3 separate regions of the Homo sapiens genome follow, and all the other regions are linked to region 2. A link is an interaction called in ENCODE POLR2A ChIA-PET data of the cell type or tissue named here. Cell type or tissue: Caco-2. All regions are shown on one strand. Each heading gives the region's core, and the rest is flanking DNA. Links, peaks and the distances in the headings are about the cores only.

Region 1 (5,487 bases), core at 623-4,622, 64 kb after region 2:
CTTGAGATTTATGACCTGTTTTATTTTGTGAACCCCCTAAGATCGTATTTGGGTGATGAGGAGCTGAGAGGTCTGCAGATAGCCTGTTGGTTGGAAAAGGGAGTATAAAGTATAATGAATGCAGTATATTTCCCAGTTGCTCTTTCATGCACATACATAAAGTTATAAATGCCCCCGAGCGTGTGGCAAGCACATAGCGGCCTTTGAAACACACACAGCAATATGCTCAGAGACAGCACCCCCCCCCCCCAGACCCATGCACAGCGAGGCATCACACGCTTGCAAACACATGCAAAAGACCCACAGGCGTACAGGAGCATATTCATGCACAAGCAGACCCATACCAACATACAAAACTAGAAACAGATGCAAACCAACATCCAACATCAGACCCAGATGGGGCTATGCACCCCAATATGCACCCCCCTACTGCTGCGGCCCCTCCAAAAAGTTGAAATGCACAGTGCTGGAAGGATCCTTTTAGCTCCCTCTTCAATTTCCCTTGCAATATGAATGTCTTCCAAATTGCAGCCCTGGGACCTACAAACTGCACTCCATTCTGCTTTCTTTTCTTTTTCTTTTTCTTTTTTTTTTTTGAGACAGACTCTCGCTCTGTTGCCCAGGCTGGAGTGCAGTGGCATGATCTCAGCTCACCGCAAGCTCCGCCTCCTGGGTTCAGCCATTCTCCTGCCTCAGCCTCCCTAGTAGCAGGGACTACAGGCGCCCGCCACCATCCCCAGCTAATTTTTTGTATTTTTAGTAGAGGCGGGGTTTCACCCTGTTAGCCAAGATGGTCTCGATCTCCTGACCTCGTGATCCGCCCGCCTCCCAAAGTGCTGGGATTACAGGCGTGAGCCACTGCGCCCGGCATTTTTTTTTTTTTTTTTTTTTGAGACAGAGTCTCCCTCTGTCACCAGGCTGGAGTGCAGTGGTGTGATCTTGGCTCGCTGCAACCTCCGACTCCCTGGTTCAATTGATTCTCCTGCCTCAGCCTCCCGAGTAGCTGGGGTTACAGGCACGCACCACCACGCCCAGCTAATTTGTGTATTTTTAGTAGAGACGAGGTTTCACCATGTTGGCCAGGATGGTCTAGATTTCCTGACATCATGATCCCCCCGTCTCAGCCTCCCAAAGTTCTGGGATTACAGGCGTGAGCCACCGCGCCTGGCCTCTACTTTCTTAATAAGACCTCCAGGCGCATGACAAAGCAGAAACCTTCAGAAACAAAATCTACCGAGTTCGAAGAACGGGCCTGGCCCAAGGCACTTTGGACGCTGTCCGTTCTGTCTTCACAGCGGCTTGCAGTAAACTTCTTGGAGGAGAATTGGCATTGCAAGGGTGTTACTGGAGACCTCGGCAAGAAAGTGAATGCAAAGACAGATGACCCAGGAACCCGTGATGGATAAGGCTCTTGACAGCCAGGACGTGGAATTACAGGGGGTCTCTTTGAGAGACAAAATAAAAAAAATAGCCCAGTAATCTTCCTTCCACCCTTTTCTCCCAGATCTAATTACAGATGTCTTGACATTCCTTCTGCATAGAATTTCCTTAAAAGATTTGCCAAGAAGAAACATTTGGAAACTGTGTTTTAGGTATAATCCGTCTGGGAGTCACTCTTGCTCGCTTTGTCGTTAGATGACAAAACGCTTAATTACAGCGAGCACAATGTATACCACATTTGGAAAACTGGATTCTTGACCTAAATAATGTACCCCATACTGACAATGGCCTTTTGGCAAAACTTGTGTCTCTGATCTCACATTAATTACTACACAAATATACTTATTGTGGGCACCGAGTTTATGGGATGGAGTCCTCTTGACACATGTTCACCATAAAAACACATTTTTTTCCCTTCCCCTGACCCTAAGGAAAAGAAAAAAAAAAAGATTAACATTTTTCAAGATGCTGTTTTAGTGACATGAAAACTGTCTGTTGAGTGTTCACTCGGCTTTTGTTCTTTTTCTTTTCTCCTTTTATTAAAAAGCCTTTCAAACCAAGCATTCCTGGTTTGTGATTCTTTACTTTTGCTTTTATGCTGAGGGAGAGACAGATTAGATTAGATTAAAGACCAAGGGACACCTCGTGAAATACATTCCATCTAGAGGCAATTTGGTTGAGAGGGCCAATTGTGTGTGTGTGTGCCTGTGTGCGTGCAGGCGTGCGTGTTTCTCCTTGTGGCATACTGGTGGTCTTTTTACAGATACAGAGTTCTGGTTTTTGGAAATGCGTTTATTCCTTTAGCCTTTTTCCCTTCAGAAGCCTGCAGCCTTTGATTGTGGCCTGACTTTTAGGGGTCTGCGGCATTTTGGGGGGTAGTAAATCTTATTAACTCTTCCCTTTAGTGTCTCGCCATTCTCAAAAACTTTTACAAAAAGCAGCAACACCGCCCTCACCAAAGACAGATGAAAGGAGCGGTTTCAAAGCCCCTCTCCCCCCTGCCCCAGCAGGCCCCCAGATTGGTCTGATGATGTCACAGGGGTAACCACGGCAACAGGCCGTGACATCATGACAAAAGGAGGACTGACCTTGGCCTGGAATTCAAAGCAAAAGCAGCTCATAAACTTCTAAAGCAAGCAGGAGATAAATATCCTTAGTCATAAAAGAACAAACGAAGTTTGGGGTGGGGGGACGGGGGAAAAAAAAGCAGAACTTTTTTTTTTTTTTGAAATACAGTAAAATGTGTTGCCAAGTTTTTCAGGAAGTGCTAGTGGCCATTTTGATGATGTGAACTAGATTTTAAAACAGAAAGAGGAAAAATGAATGTGGTGGACAAGGGCTGCTGACAATATTAGATAGAATCAGGTGAAACTTTTCCCTAAACTATAATTTGTAAAATGGGGGAGAGGGGATGAGCCAGACCAAAGCAAAACAACAGACAAATTCATTTCTGAGTGAGAGAAGGAATTACATGGCAGGAGAAAGGGAGTAATCCAGGAACTGTATTTATCAAAAAGAGAATGTGCTCAAGGCAACATAGTACTCCGGATGGGATCCTGGGCCAGAAAAATGGATGAAATCTGAAGAAGATCTAGAGTTTAGTTCAGAGTAATGAACCAATGTTGGTTTCTTAGTTTAAAGGATTTTTTTTTTTTGAGACAGGGTCTCACTCTGTTGCCCAGGCTGGAGTGCAGTGGCATGATTTCGGCTCATTGTAGCCTCCGCCTCCTGGGTTCAAGCGATTCTCTTGCCTCAGCCTCCTGAGTAGCTGGGATCACAGGCATGGGCCACCACACCCAGCTAATTTTTGTATTTTTAGTAGAGACAGGGTTTTACCATATTGGCCAGGCTGGTCTTGAACTCCTGACCTCAGGTACCCTCCCGCCTTGGCCTCCCAAAGTGCTGGGATTATAGGAGTGAGACACCATACCTAGCCAATTTTAATTTTAAAATTGTATTTATTGATTTATTCATTTATTTTTAGATTCAGGGTCTCTCCACCTCCCGGGCTCAAGTGACCTTCCCATCCCAGCCTCTTGAGTAGCTGGAACTACAGGGTCACCCACCACTTTTGACTAATTTTTTATTTTTTGTAGGATGGGGTCTTGCTATGTTGCCAAGGCTGGTCTCAACCTCCTAACCTCAGATGATCCTCTCACCTCAGCCTCTCAAAGTTTGGGGATTACAGGCATGAGCCTCCATGCCTGGCTTGCCTCCAGGAAACTTAAGGAAGTCCCCTGCGTCATTCTAGAAGGTGTTCTTGTCCTTAGAGTCTTCTATGAGTCTACTGGCCCAGTTTCACAAGAAAGCTTCTTTCTCTAGATGTCCTGAGGGTAGGCTGACCACACAGCGTAAGAAGCTTGTCTCCAGATGCCAGGAGGGGCGGTGAAATTACACCAAACTGGGAGTGGAGAGGGCCTGTCTCTGCTTTCACATGAACTTGCACGTGATATTGGGAAAGACAGAGCTTCATTTTTTCTGGTCCACAAAACAGGGTCATTGGGCAATAGATAACAATGGTAAACAGATTTCATGTCAGGTGCAAGCTGAGGCCCTGTCTATAATTTAAAAACAACAACAATTTGCCTGGCTAATTTAAAAAATTTTTAATTTTGTAGTGACGGGGTCTCACTCTGTTGCCCAGGCTGGTCTCAAACTCCTGGGCTCAAGTGATCATCCTGCCTCAGCCTCCCAAGTAGCTAGTTGGGATTATAAGCATGTACCACCCTGCCTGGCTCCTTACTTGTAAGTTTGAGTCAACTGATGGAGACTGGCTGGGGCCCTGTGTTAAGCCTGGGATCAATGAGAAGAAATGTGGTGGTCCATTAGTAATGTCTGCCATGGATGTGGGTTTGGAAAGTGGAAGCATGTGTTTGCCATTCCAAGCCCTTGTACACTTGGGCCTAGCCCCTCTGGGGCCTGCTAGTCTAGACAGATTCTTGTGTTTCCAGCAACACCCGTGTGGAACAGTAGACAGAACACAGTCCCTGGAGTCAGTGAGCAATGGCTTTCAGTCCTAGCTTTCTCCATGTACTTGTGATAAATGGCTCAGGGCATTTGGTAAATACGAGACACAATGTGTGAAGCTCTGTGCATACCCACTGCCATCTGGGGGAGAGAGACAACTTAACAGGCAACAAAACCACACTGTGCTGAGTGCTATGATAACAGAGTGTTCTTGGAGTACTGAGTAGGTGGACCCGACTTACACCTGAGGGGCAGGCAAGGAAGACTTCCTGGTGGAAGTGGTATCTAAGCTGATTTTTTTCTTTTTTTTTTTTTTTGAGACAGTCTCACTCTGTCACTCAGGCTGGAGTGCAGTGGTGCAATCTCGGATTACTGCAACCTCCACTATCTGAGTTCAAGGGATTCTCTTGCCTCAGCCTCCCAAGTAGCTGGGATTACAGACACCCGCCACCACGTCTGGCTAATTTTTGTATTTTTAGTAGACATGGGGTTTTACCATGTTGGCCAGGCTAGTCTCGAACTCCTGGCCTCAAGTGATCCTCCCATCTCGGCCTCCCAAAGTGCTGGGATTACAAGCATGAGCCACCGCACCTGGCTATCTAAGCTAAATTTTGAAGGATGAATTAAGTATTAACCTGGAGAAGGGAGCAGGGTGAGATGAGGATGGAGTCTGGCTGGGCTTAGATCATGTAGGGCCTGAAGAGCCTTCTTGTGAATTCCAGCTTAATTTTGAGGGTCATGGGGAGCCACTGAAGAACTTTATGAAAGAGAGTTTTATTAGCAAAAAGTCGTTCTGGCTTAAGAGATAGATTTGGGTAGGGGAAAAACTAAGGAAGCCCTTTTTAGAATCCAAGCAAGAAATGATGACACTTATACTATGCCATGGAGCACAGAAAGGCAGATCACTGAGAGATGTTCAGGGGATTGAATGGATGTGGGGGCACCCATTACTTAGGTCTCTGAGCCTCAGTTTCCTCATTTGTTTGAAGTTATTGTGAGGTTTAAATGAGATGATGTGTGTAAAGTCTCAGCATGGTTCCTGGTACACTGTAGGTGCTCAATAAATGCTAACCACATCCA
Region 2 (5,487 bases), core at 1,008-5,007:
GCACACAGTGAGTGCTCATGAATCATTAGCTGTTTGGACTTGCTAAACTCTGTGCTTCCGTGTGTATATGTATGTGTGTGTGTAAATATATAAATCTATATATACAATAGTAAATATACACATATATTGATATATACATAATGATATATAAAATATATACTGAAGCACAGAGTTTATATATATAATACACACACACACACACACACACACACACACACAGACTACACTCTTAGAAGACTACCTGACATATATTATGCCTTCTCTCTATTATTATTCTTACTCTCTCTTGCCCAGTGCTGTTCCCATCTCAGCCTGAAACCCCACTACTTGTCTTCTCCCCAAGTTGATACTAAAGTGAGATCCTCCATTAAGCTTCCCACTGAAGAGTTAGCTCCTGTGAGCCCCTTTCCTGAATCCTGGGATCTCAAAACTGTGACGGATCCCAGAGACAAAGTGCTCCCTTCCTCTCCTTGCACTGGAGTTAGAGTCCCCAGCTAGGCTCAGAGACCCTGGTGTCCTAATTTTGAATCTAATCCCCTGCCTTTTCCACCATCTCCACTCTGTCCAGGTCTTCTCCATCTCCTGAGGTCAGGAGAAAAAGTTCTCAGACCTATTGAGAAATAAGAACTTGTAGAGAATAAAGGAACATTAGTGGGTGCTTGGAGCATCCATGGGTGGAGCCCCTGCAGCAATGATCTCTGAAAATGAGGAGGGGGCTGCATGTAAACAGGACCAGAGAGAATTTCTGACTCCTGGGGAGGCCCAGAGTCCTCCTGTCTCTCAACAGAAGCTATGTGGGGCTGAGGTCCCGACTCCCAGGGCCAGGCTACAATTGCAAAACTCCAAGCCAGCAGCAGAAGCCCACTGTCCCCCTTCCCAGTTCTCTGGGGGCATTGCAGATCCACCGAGGCAAGAGCTGGGGCTGTTCCCAACCCCCCAGCTTGAGCGTCTGGCGGGAGGGTGAGGAGATGAGCGGAAGGAGATGAGAAAGGTGGAAAAGAATGAGGACAGTGGAGTTGGGGAGGGAGGGTGACAGAAAGTGAGAGAGGGTATTTGGGGATGAGGGAAGAAGGACAAACAAGGGAGGAAGACAGACAGGCATGGAAGATAAAAAGAGACCCTTATATACCCACAGAGTGGGAGAGGCATGGAGAGGAGAAGAGGAGAAGAGATAAAGGTTAGAGACGAAGAGACAATGACAGAGAGAGATGGATCAGGCAGACTGGGGATGGGGTGAAAGGACAAAGATTAAGAAACACAGAGAGCAAGAAGCAAGTGCAGGGGCGAGGTGGGGGGGGGGAGGAGAAAGAGGGGGGAGAGAGAGAGAAGAGGTGAGACAAAGAAAGGGAGAAGCACCTGGAGGCAGAGAAAGTGGGGAAAGTGGGGACTAAGGAAAGCGGATGGGAAAGGAGTGGCCAAAAGGAAACATAAGAAAGATGGTGGGGAAATGGAGAGCCAGAGAGCCGGGCCACCCTCCCGATGTATTACTTGACATACGTATGAGATTATCTAGCACGGTATAAATGCCTCCATTAAATCACGATTGAGCTTCTCAAACCGACCAATTCCCGAATAGCCTCCAGCCCTTGGGGAATATGGTTTTCAAAACCGTATAAAGCATCAAATACTAACAACTTAGGAGAGAGGTTCTCATTCATTAGGGGTTTCCAGGGGCCCCCAGCAGGGCCTTTGTGGTAGAGGGTGGGGGAGAGTGTGTGGCTGGGATCTTGGGGAAAAAAGGCATTGTGTTTCTCTCTGTCATTGGCTTCACAGAAAAGCCTCTTCCCCACTCCAACAGCACGCTACACAAACTCACTAAGAAGTTCTTGTTGGTAGGGACTACTTGGCCAAGAAGAGAAAATGGAATTTCCCCAGAGTCCTCCTTATTCCCAGAGTGCATTTGGCCCAATAAAGAGGGGCTGCACAATTTCCTAGACATTCCTGCTTGCAACGGAGAGGGAGGGGACGATGAAGGGCAGCCTCCCTCCCAGCCTCTTGGGAAAACAGAACTTTGTTGAACCACAGGAGGCTGGTGGATGATGAGAAGGAAGGTTTGAGAGTAGTCTGGTGAAGGTGAAGTCCGCGTTTGCACCCCCTCCCCTGCCCCCTGCAGGCTCCCAACTCATCACTCCAACTAGTTCAAATAAACCGCAGCTCAACTTCCCTCACTCTACCTCCTCCCTTATTTGCCTCCCAGTCTGCCAGGAAAGGCATTTTAAAAGGTAGCTAATCAAGGATTTTTTTCCTTTTCTTTCTTTTCTTTTTTTTTTTTTTTTTTTGTTGGGAAGCCTTGTTTGCTTTGCTTTAACAAACAGCTGATAGAATTTGCTTTAAAGGAGCACTAAAAAAAAAAAAAAAAAAAAGAAAAGAAAAATGTGCCTACAGGGCACATGCCTGCATATCCGTGTGTGCCTGTGTGTGTGTGTGTGTGTGTGTGTGTGTGTGTGTGTTTAGACCTCCCGAGCTGGCTTGCAGTAATAAATGGAACCTGCTTCAGGTGCAGAAAGCTGGGAGGGGTCGAGGGGAGGAATGCACAGGCTGATTTACACCTGTCCCTACAGCTGCTATCGACAACACTTACAGCCTCCAGAAATGACCCTTGGTGCCGACTTGTCTGGAAGCCATCAGGGTTAGTTTTGAAGCAGGAATCTTCAAGTGGACCAGAGGGTGAGCTTTGCCCAGCCCCGCCTTCCCTGCCGTGGTCTTCAAGTGCTGCCCAGTGGAGCAGGCTGCCTGCTTCTCTCCCTCTCTGCCCACCTGCTCCTCCCTCTCTGTTTCTTCTCAGACAAATATCATCATTGACTTTCAGCTGTCTTTGGTGCTGCTGCCCAAGGAGGGCTGGGCAGGGTGCAGGGTTTCCAGCCAGCTCATCACCACCCCTTCCCCCCAGGAGCTGGGTCTGGCCCCAGGAATCTGTGTGGGATTCCTCGCTCTACCCTCCAGCCAGTTTCTGCCCTCTGCCACTGGCCTCAACCCACCCCACTGGCCAGACAGTTGAGTTACTGATAACTTCCAGATGCCTCTGGAATCTTGCTTCCAGTCCTCCCAGCACTCTGCCTGGTCTGCAAAAGTGGGGGCAGTGGGCAGCAGGCACCCTGCCCTGAAACTTGTTGCCACCTCTCAGAGGCTGATGAAAGCCGCACTCAGCTGGGCCCTTCAGGACGGGGGACCCTGGAGCCAGGGCACTCAGAAGGGATGTTTGACACCCACGCCAGGAACTTGGAGTCCCTGACTTTCTAGCCCAGGCCCTACAGAGGTTTAGGAGGACTGGGAGGGGGCAGATTGCAGGCCACCAGCTACCAGAGAAGCCACAAGGAAAGGCCTGGCACTTTCCCTGGGAATTAACAGGCACTGGGAAAGTATCTGGGTCCCCATTGCCTTACTGGTAGAACGGGGCAAGGGTGGGGGCAGGAACTGTAATATATACTACATTGACATTTTATTTTATTATTACTATTTTCAGACAGAGTCTCGCTCTGTTGCCCAGGCTGGAGTGCAGTGGCGCGATCTCTGCTCACTGCAACCTCCACCTCCCGGCTTCAAGCAATTCTCTCTGCCTCAGCCTCCCAAGTAGCTGGGATTACAAGCATGCACCACCACGCCCAGCTAATTTTTGTATTATTACTAGAGACGGGGTTTCGCTATATTGGCCAGGTTGGTCTAAAACTCCTAACCTCGGACAATCTGCCTGCCTCAGCCTCTCAAAGTGCTGAGATTACAGGCGTCAGCCACCGTGCCTGGCCTTATTACTATTTTTTGAGATGGGGGTCTCACTATGTTGCCCAGGGTGGTCTCAAGCTCCTGAGCTCAAGCGATCCTCCTGCCCCAGCCTCCCAAAGTGCTGGGATTACAGGCGTCAGCCACCGTGCCTGGCCTTATTACTATTTTTTGAGATGGGGGTCTCTCTATGTTGCCCAGGGTGGTCTCAGGCTCCTGAGCTCAAGCGATCCTCCTGCCCCAGCCTCCCAAAGTGCTGGGATTACATGCGTCAGCCACCGTACCTGGCCTTATTACTATTTTTTGAGATGAGGGTCTCTCTATGTTGCCCAGGGTGGTCTCAGGCTCCTGAGCTCAGGCGATCCTCCTGCCCCAGCCTCCCAAAGTGCTGGGATTACAGGCGTGAGCCGTGGCACAATGCCCTAATAGTGTACTTTTGAAGTTGGGATGAGCAGAACAACATTTCAGGATCCCAGTCACACCTGTAATGTTATATACAAACACCTGAGATTTCTTTTTTTTTTTTTTTTTTTGAGATGGAGTCTTGCTCTATTGCCCAGACTGGAGTGTAGTGGTGCAATCTCGACTTACTACAACCTCTGCCCCCTGGGTTCAGGCAATTCTCTTGCCTCAACCTCCTGAGTAGCTGGGACTACAGGCATGCGTCACCACACCCAGCTAATTTTTGTATATTTAGTAGAGACGGAGTTCCGCCATGTTGGCCAGGCTGGTCTTGAACTCCCAACCTCAGGTGATCCGCCTGCCTCAGCCTCCCAAAGTACTGAGATTACAGGCGTGAGCCACTGCACCTGGCCTAACACCTGAGATTTCTATTGGTGACCCAGTCACAGCCACTGCTAATCCCCCTGTGGTTTGTTGTCTATATTCATAATAGAAGGAAATACTAATTTCACTGCGAGTTTAGTGATAATGAAAGTGTGATTTTTTTTTTCCATCCAAGTTCACAGATCCATGAATTCTGTCCATGGTCTCCCACACCCCCATAAAAGTCTATTGGAAGATAACAGGGTATGAACCCCTGACTTATTAAGTAACTAATTGGTCTCTTGGTCCCTATAGGGACAGAGGAGGATTCTCATGAGAAATCGGCACAGTTTTGAAAGCTGGGGCAATGTGCTTGTACTGCGAGCCAAGGCAAAGAGACAGGTTTTGTGGAATAGAAAATCCATTCTGTGAACAGCTTTTCAAGGAATATTTCCCAGAGGGCCAGGAAAGAGCAAGGTCTGGCTTAGGCTGATTTTGGCTCAGAGACAGGGCTTGGGGAGGGAAGTTTCTCCTAAAAGTGTCTATCAATACCTCTATTCTAATACACGCACACTCTACCTCTGGGGTGAAGTTCTGGGCAGCTCTGGTCCCTCTGAAACTTCAGTTTTCCACCCAGAAAAAGAATCCCTCCCTCCCCTTTTCCCCCAACATCACGCTGTAAACACCTTTGCAGCTTTTTTGCCCCAAAGGATCTGTAGACAAGTCCTACCTTAGCACCAAGTAATCCCTTCACAAAGATAAGTCAGGAACTGAAGCATTTTTTGCCTTTAAACAGAGCACTTAGTGAAACACCTCTGCTCATGGAAGGGAAATTGCAAATGGCCCCAGGACAGCAGCACTCACTTTTCTTGGTGAAATACAGCTTCAAGAACTCTGAGCCGCTGGGACAGGCATTTGGAGGCTGATTTAAGTGACAGACAGAAATAAGAAAGCTGGAAACCCAGAACACCCATGAGTAAATCAAACGTGGCTTAGAGTTGAACA
Region 3 (5,487 bases), core at 623-4,622, 96 kb after region 2:
CACAGCATGCAGCACACAGCAGGGGCTCAATAAATGCTCCTTTTCTTCTTCATCTTTTTTTTTTTTTTTTTTGAGATAGAGTCTCAATCTGTCTTCCAGGCTTGAGTGCAGTGGCACAATCTCAGCTGATTGCAACCTCTTCCTCCCTGGTTCAAGCAATTCTCCCTTTTCAGGCTCCTGAGTAGTTGGGACTAGAGTAATGCGCCACCACACCCAGCTAATTTTTGTGTTTTTAGTAGAGATGAGGTTTCACCATGTTGGCTGGGCTGGTCTCGAACTCCTGAACTCAGTGATCTGCCTGCCTCGGCCTCCCAAAGTGGTAGGATTATAGGTGTGAGCCACTGTGCCCAGCCAAATTCTCTTTTTCTTTTCTTTTTTGATACAGAGTCTCAGTCTGTCGCCCAGGCTGGAGTGCATTGGTGCCATCTTGGCTCCCTGCAACCTCCGCCTCCGGGGTTCAAGTGATTCTGTGCCTTAGCCTCCCGAGTAGCTGGGATTACAGGTGCCCGCCACCACGCCCAGCTAATTTTTGTATTTTTAGTAAAGACAGGGTTTCACCATGTTGTCCGGGCTGGTCTCGAACTCCTGGCTTCAAGTGATCCACCTGCCTCGGCCTCCCAAAGTATTGGGATTACAGGAGTGAGCCACCATGCCTGGTCGAAATGCTTCTTTTCTTGTCTTTGCCTCTCGGCAATGGCATGGCTCCCTGAGCCACCTTCTCTCCCTCCTGCCCATCCACCATCCCTGCCAGCATGACAGATGAAGTTCTGAGGCCTACAGATGCCTAAAGCAGAAAGTAGCGATATGTGGATGCTCCTCTCCCTCTCTCTTCCTGCAACCTAACTGGACACACAGTGAAGAGACCATGTGTGAGTTCATGGGTAGAGAGAGAAGATAATTCAAACTTTGGGTGTGGGGAAGGTTCTAGAATCTCTCATGATATACTGGAAGGGTAGATTTCCAAACTTTCCTCCCATTTTCTTTCTCTCTTTTTTTCTTTTTCTCTTTTTTTTTCTTTTTTGAGATAGAGTCTCTGTCACCCAGGCAAGAGTGCAGTGGTGTGATCTCAGCTCACTGCAACCTCTGCCTCTCAGGTTCAAGGGATTCTCCCACCTCAGCCTCCTGAGTAGCTGAGACTACAGGCGCACGCCACCATGCCCAGCTAATTTTTGTATTTTCAGTAGAGATGGGGTTTCACTATGTTGGCCAGGCTGGCCTCGAACTCCTGACCTCAAGTGATCTGCCCGTCTCAGCCTCCCAAAGTGCTGGGATTATAGGCATGAGCCACTGCACCTGGTCTTTCCCCCACATTTTCTTTGCAAAAGTGCTGAGGTAGCTAGGCTATGAAAATCAGCCAGCTGTGAGCTGCCCAGCTGACAAAGGGGCCACAGCTGGAGAGGAACAGTGGCTGTTGATTCCAGCTGCAAATGAAAGGGTCAACACCTTGTAGGAAAAAAAAAAAATCCAGACATCAGCTGGTGGAAATGGTCCCAGAGTTCATAATAACAGAAAGGAAGGCAAGGAGATTTTATTGTTTTAATTGGCAGCTGTCTCTGGATTCTTTTTTTAAAAGAGAGTTTGGAGACTGTAACCCGGGCAGGTGTGTGTGTGTGTGCACATGTGTGTGCACGTGTGTGTAAGGGAAGCTGGAAGAAAACTGTGTCTGTGAATATGAGAATGGGAAGACTGGGAGGAGAGACTGCTGTGTGTGTATTAGCCAGGGAGGTAGAGAGGACAGTAGCCATCTCCTGCATATGGGACCCGTGAGAAAGAAAGAGACTAAGAGACTTTGAAAGTGGGAAATGTCTCAGGGAAGAGAAGACAAATCTATTTTTATTCCTTTTTTTTTTTTTTTTTTTTTTTTTGAGACAGAGTCTCACTTTGTCATCCAGGCTGGAGTGCGTGGGGCGAACTCAGATCACTGCAACCTCTGACTCCCGCATTCAAATGATTCTCCTGACTCAGCCTCCTGAGTAGCTGGGATTACAGGTGCATGCCACCACGCTTGGCTAATTTTTGTATTTTTAGTAGAGACGGGGTTTCACCATGTTGGCCAAGCTGGTCTCGAACTCCTGACCTCAGATGATCCGCCCGCCTCGGCCTCCCAAAGTGCTGGGATTATAGGCATGAGCCACCACATCTGGTCTGAGAAGACAAATCTTAATTATGTGTGTATGCATGTGTCTATATGAAAATGGAAAGCCCAGTGCGGTGGCTCATGCTTGTAATCCCAGAACTTTGGGAAGCTGAGGCTAGAAGATTGCTTGAGGCTACGAGTTCAAGACCAGCCTGGGTGAATAGTGTGAACTTTTCTCAAAAAAAAAAAAAAATCAATAAATAAATTTTAAAAAATTGAAAATTGTAGATGAAAGAGTGGGAAAAAACTAAAGTGGAACTGGGAGAGGAAACCACGCATGGTGCAGGAGAGAGCTGGAGACGGACTCAGAGCCAGCTTGGAATGAGCAGTGGCACCAGGAGCTCCCTCCAGCCTGTTCAGAAATAGTTTCCGGGAACTGTGGTGCTTTCCCCGCCCCTGCTCTAGGGCCAGCGGGGAGATGAAGCTGCCCGCATCGCTTGTCTTGGCTGCCTCTCAGCTGACACTGCTGACAGGCTGCTTTGATCTCAGGTTATCAGGGCTAACCCTGTGCCCTGGGCCTGCTCTGCCAGCCCCGCCCACGCTCCCCTCTGCTGAAAGGGCATTCAGTAAGGCCACCAACTGTTGGGAGGGAGGCCCAGTCCGCGTGCCTGGTTGGCCTTGGAGCCTGGGTACTTGATGTAATGAAGGCACCATCTTTTATTCTCAAAACAGTGAAGAACAGGGGCCCAGCTGGGGAAAACAAGCTTTTGAAGTGTAGTCACACGAAATAGTGCCACCAAACATCTATGGAATGTCATATGTTTATGTCCTCATGCTGTCTGGACCTTCACCCCCAAAGGATGAGTAGTGAAAGAAAGAAAACAGGATGGGCAGCCAGGAAGATTTTTTTCTTTCCTTTTTCCCAACTTTTACACTTCTAAAAAAATCTTTTCTTTTTTCCTTTTTGTGGAGAACAGGATCTCGCTATATTGCCCAGGCAGGTCTCAAACTCCTGGGCTCAAGCTATCCTCCCGCCTCTGCCTCCCTAACAGCTGGGATGACAGGCATGAGCCACCATGCCTGGCCTTCTCCGCAACTTTTATTTTGGATTCAGGAGGTACATGTGCAGGTTTGTTACCTGTGTAGATGGCATGATGCTGAGGCTTGAGGTATGAATGATCCCATCACCCAGGTACTGATCATAGTACTCAACAGTTTATTTTTCGTTGTTGTTGTTTTTGAGACAGAGTTTCGCTCTTGTTGCCCAGACTGAAATGCAATGGTACGATCTCGGCTCACCACAACATCCACCTCCTGGGTTCAAGCAATTCTCCTGCCTCAGCCTCCTGAGTAGATGGGATTACAGGCATGTGCCACCATGCCAAGCTAGTTTTGTATTTTTAGTAGAGACGGGGTTTCTCCATGTTGGTCAGGCTGGTCTCGAACTCCTGACCTCAGTTGACTCACCCGCTTCAGCCTCCCAAAGTGCTGGGATTACAGGCGTGAGTCACCGCGCCTGGCCCCAACAGTTAGTTTTTCAAGCCCTGCCCCCGTCTTTTCCTCCGCCCACTGGTAGTCCCCAGTATCTGTTCCTATCTTTATGCTCATAAGTACCCAATGTTTAGCTCCCACCTATAAGTGAGAACAGGGGGTAGTTCCTATTCTGTTCCTGTATTAATTCACTTAGGATAATGGCCTCCAGCTGCATCCATGTTGCTGCAAAGAACATGATTTTATTCATTTCTATGGCTGTGCAGTATTCCATGGTGTATATGTGCCACATTTTCCTTATCCAATTCATCGTTGTTGGGGACTTAGGGTTGATTCCATGCCTTTGCCATTGTGAATAGTGCTGCAATGAACATATAAGTGCAGGTGTCTTTTTGGTAGAATGATTAGTTTTCTTTTGGATATATACTCAGTAGCAGGATTGCTGAGTTGAACGGTAGTTCTGTTTTAAGTTCTTATAAGCCTCGACCTCTCTGGGCCAAGTGATCCTCCCACCTCAGCCGCCAGAGTAGCTGGGACCACAGATGTGCACTTGTGGGGAATTTTTTTCTTTTGTGGAGATGGGGTCTCACTACGTTGCCCAGGATAATCTTGAACTCCTGAGCTCAAGTGATTCTCCCACCTCGGCCTCCCAAAATGCTGGGATTGCTGGTGTGAGCCAATGCATCTGGCCCTGTTTTAAGTTCTTTGAGAAATCTCCAGACAGCTTTCCACAGTGGCTGAACTAAATTTACATTCCCACCAACAGTGCATAAGCGTTCCATTTTCTGGGCAGCCTCACCAGCATTTGTTGTTTTTTGACTTTTTAGTAATAGCCATTCTGACTAGTGTGAGATGGTATCTCATTGTCCTTTTGATTTGCATCTCTCTGATGATTAGTGATGCAGAACATTTTTTTCATGTTTGTTGACTGCTTGTATGTCTTTTTTTTTTTTTTTTCTTTTTGAGATGGAGTTTCGCTCTTGTTGCCCAGGCTGGAGTGCAATGGTGCAATCTTGGCTCCCCTCAACTTCTGCCTCCTGAGTTCAAGCGATTCTCCTGCCTCAGCCTCCCAAGTAGCTGGGATTACAGGCAAGCGCCATCATGCCCGGCTAATTTTGTATTTTTAGTAAAGACAGGGTTTCTCCATGTTGGTCAGGCTGGTCTCGAACTCCTGACCTCAGGTGATCCACCTGCCTCCACCTCCCAAAATGCTAGGATTACAGGTGTGAGCCACTGTGCCTGGCCACTTCTATGTCTTAAAACTTGCTTTCTTCTCTTAAGACCTCTGTTGAGTCATTGGATGTCCTTGGGCAAATCTTACTTCTGTTTGGAACTCAGTTTTCATCTCCCATCTTGTAAAATAAAAGTGCTTTTATAACTCTGGAAACCTCTCTTCAAGCAAAATCATGTGCAGAAATCCAATATGTAAAACAGATTGAAGAAGAGTGGGGCTGGTTGAAGGGGATATGAAGACCTGATACCCTAACAATCTGTTCAGTCCATGTGTTGATTTCCTTTCTTTTGAGACAAGGTCTTGCTCTTTCACCCAGACTGGAGTGCAGTGGTATGATCATGGCTCCCTGCAGCCTTGACCTCTCAGGCTTAAGCAATCCTTCCACCTCAGCCTCCCAGGTAGCTGGGACCACAGGTGTGTGCCATCACATCCAGCTAATTCTTTTTTAAATTATTATTTTATTTTAAGATGAAGTTTTGCTCTGTTGCCCAGGCTGGAGAGCAGTGGTGCAATTTCGGCTCACTGCAACCTCTGCCTCCCGGGTTCAAGTGATTCTCAGGGAGGATCGGAGGTCTCAGCCTCCTGAGTAGCTGGGATTATAGGCATGTGCCACACACCTGGCTATTTTTGTATTTTTAGTAGAGATGGGGTTTCACCATGTTGGCCAAGCTGGTCTTGAACACCT

Evidence for each region. Peaks named below come from ENCODE experiments on the same cell type or tissue, not always from the same donor. Only the 100,000 strongest peaks of a DNase experiment are listed, where the experiment ranks them.
Region 1: POLR2A ChIA-PET joins it to region 2 with 15 read pairs; 7 of 35 experiments call an interaction of 5 or more read pairs at or near these places.
Region 3: POLR2A ChIA-PET joins it to region 2 with 17 read pairs; 5 of 35 experiments call an interaction of 5 or more read pairs at or near these places.

What each region holds. Positions count from the first base shown.
Region 1 is chr12:114,765,989-114,771,475 of GRCh38, forward strand. TBX3-AS1 (TBX3 antisense RNA 1) reads left to right here. Exons shown (of 2, transcript NR_187552.1): 2 at 1,296-2,000. Among named protein-coding and RNA genes, the nearest start is that of TBX3, 85 kb to the left of the region's middle. In Caco-2, for the core only: no CTCF peak of the experiment used is centred there; DNase peaks (open chromatin) are centred at 2,143, 2,503 and 4,543.
Region 2 is chr12:114,701,286-114,706,772 of GRCh38, forward strand. All of the region lies in intron 1 of TBX3-AS1 (TBX3 antisense RNA 1), which reads left to right. Among named protein-coding and RNA genes, the nearest start is that of TBX3, 20 kb to the left of the region's middle. In Caco-2, for the core only: no CTCF peak of the experiment used is centred there; DNase peaks (open chromatin) are centred at 2,136, 2,526 and 2,946; H3K4me3 peaks cover 151 bases.
Region 3 is chr12:114,797,179-114,802,665 of GRCh38, forward strand. No RefSeq gene overlaps it. Among named protein-coding and RNA genes, the nearest start is that of TBX3, 120 kb to the left of the region's middle. RefSeq lists enhancers at 2,147-2,647, 2,648-3,148. In Caco-2, for the core only: no CTCF peak of the experiment used is centred there; a DNase peak (open chromatin) is centred at 2,643.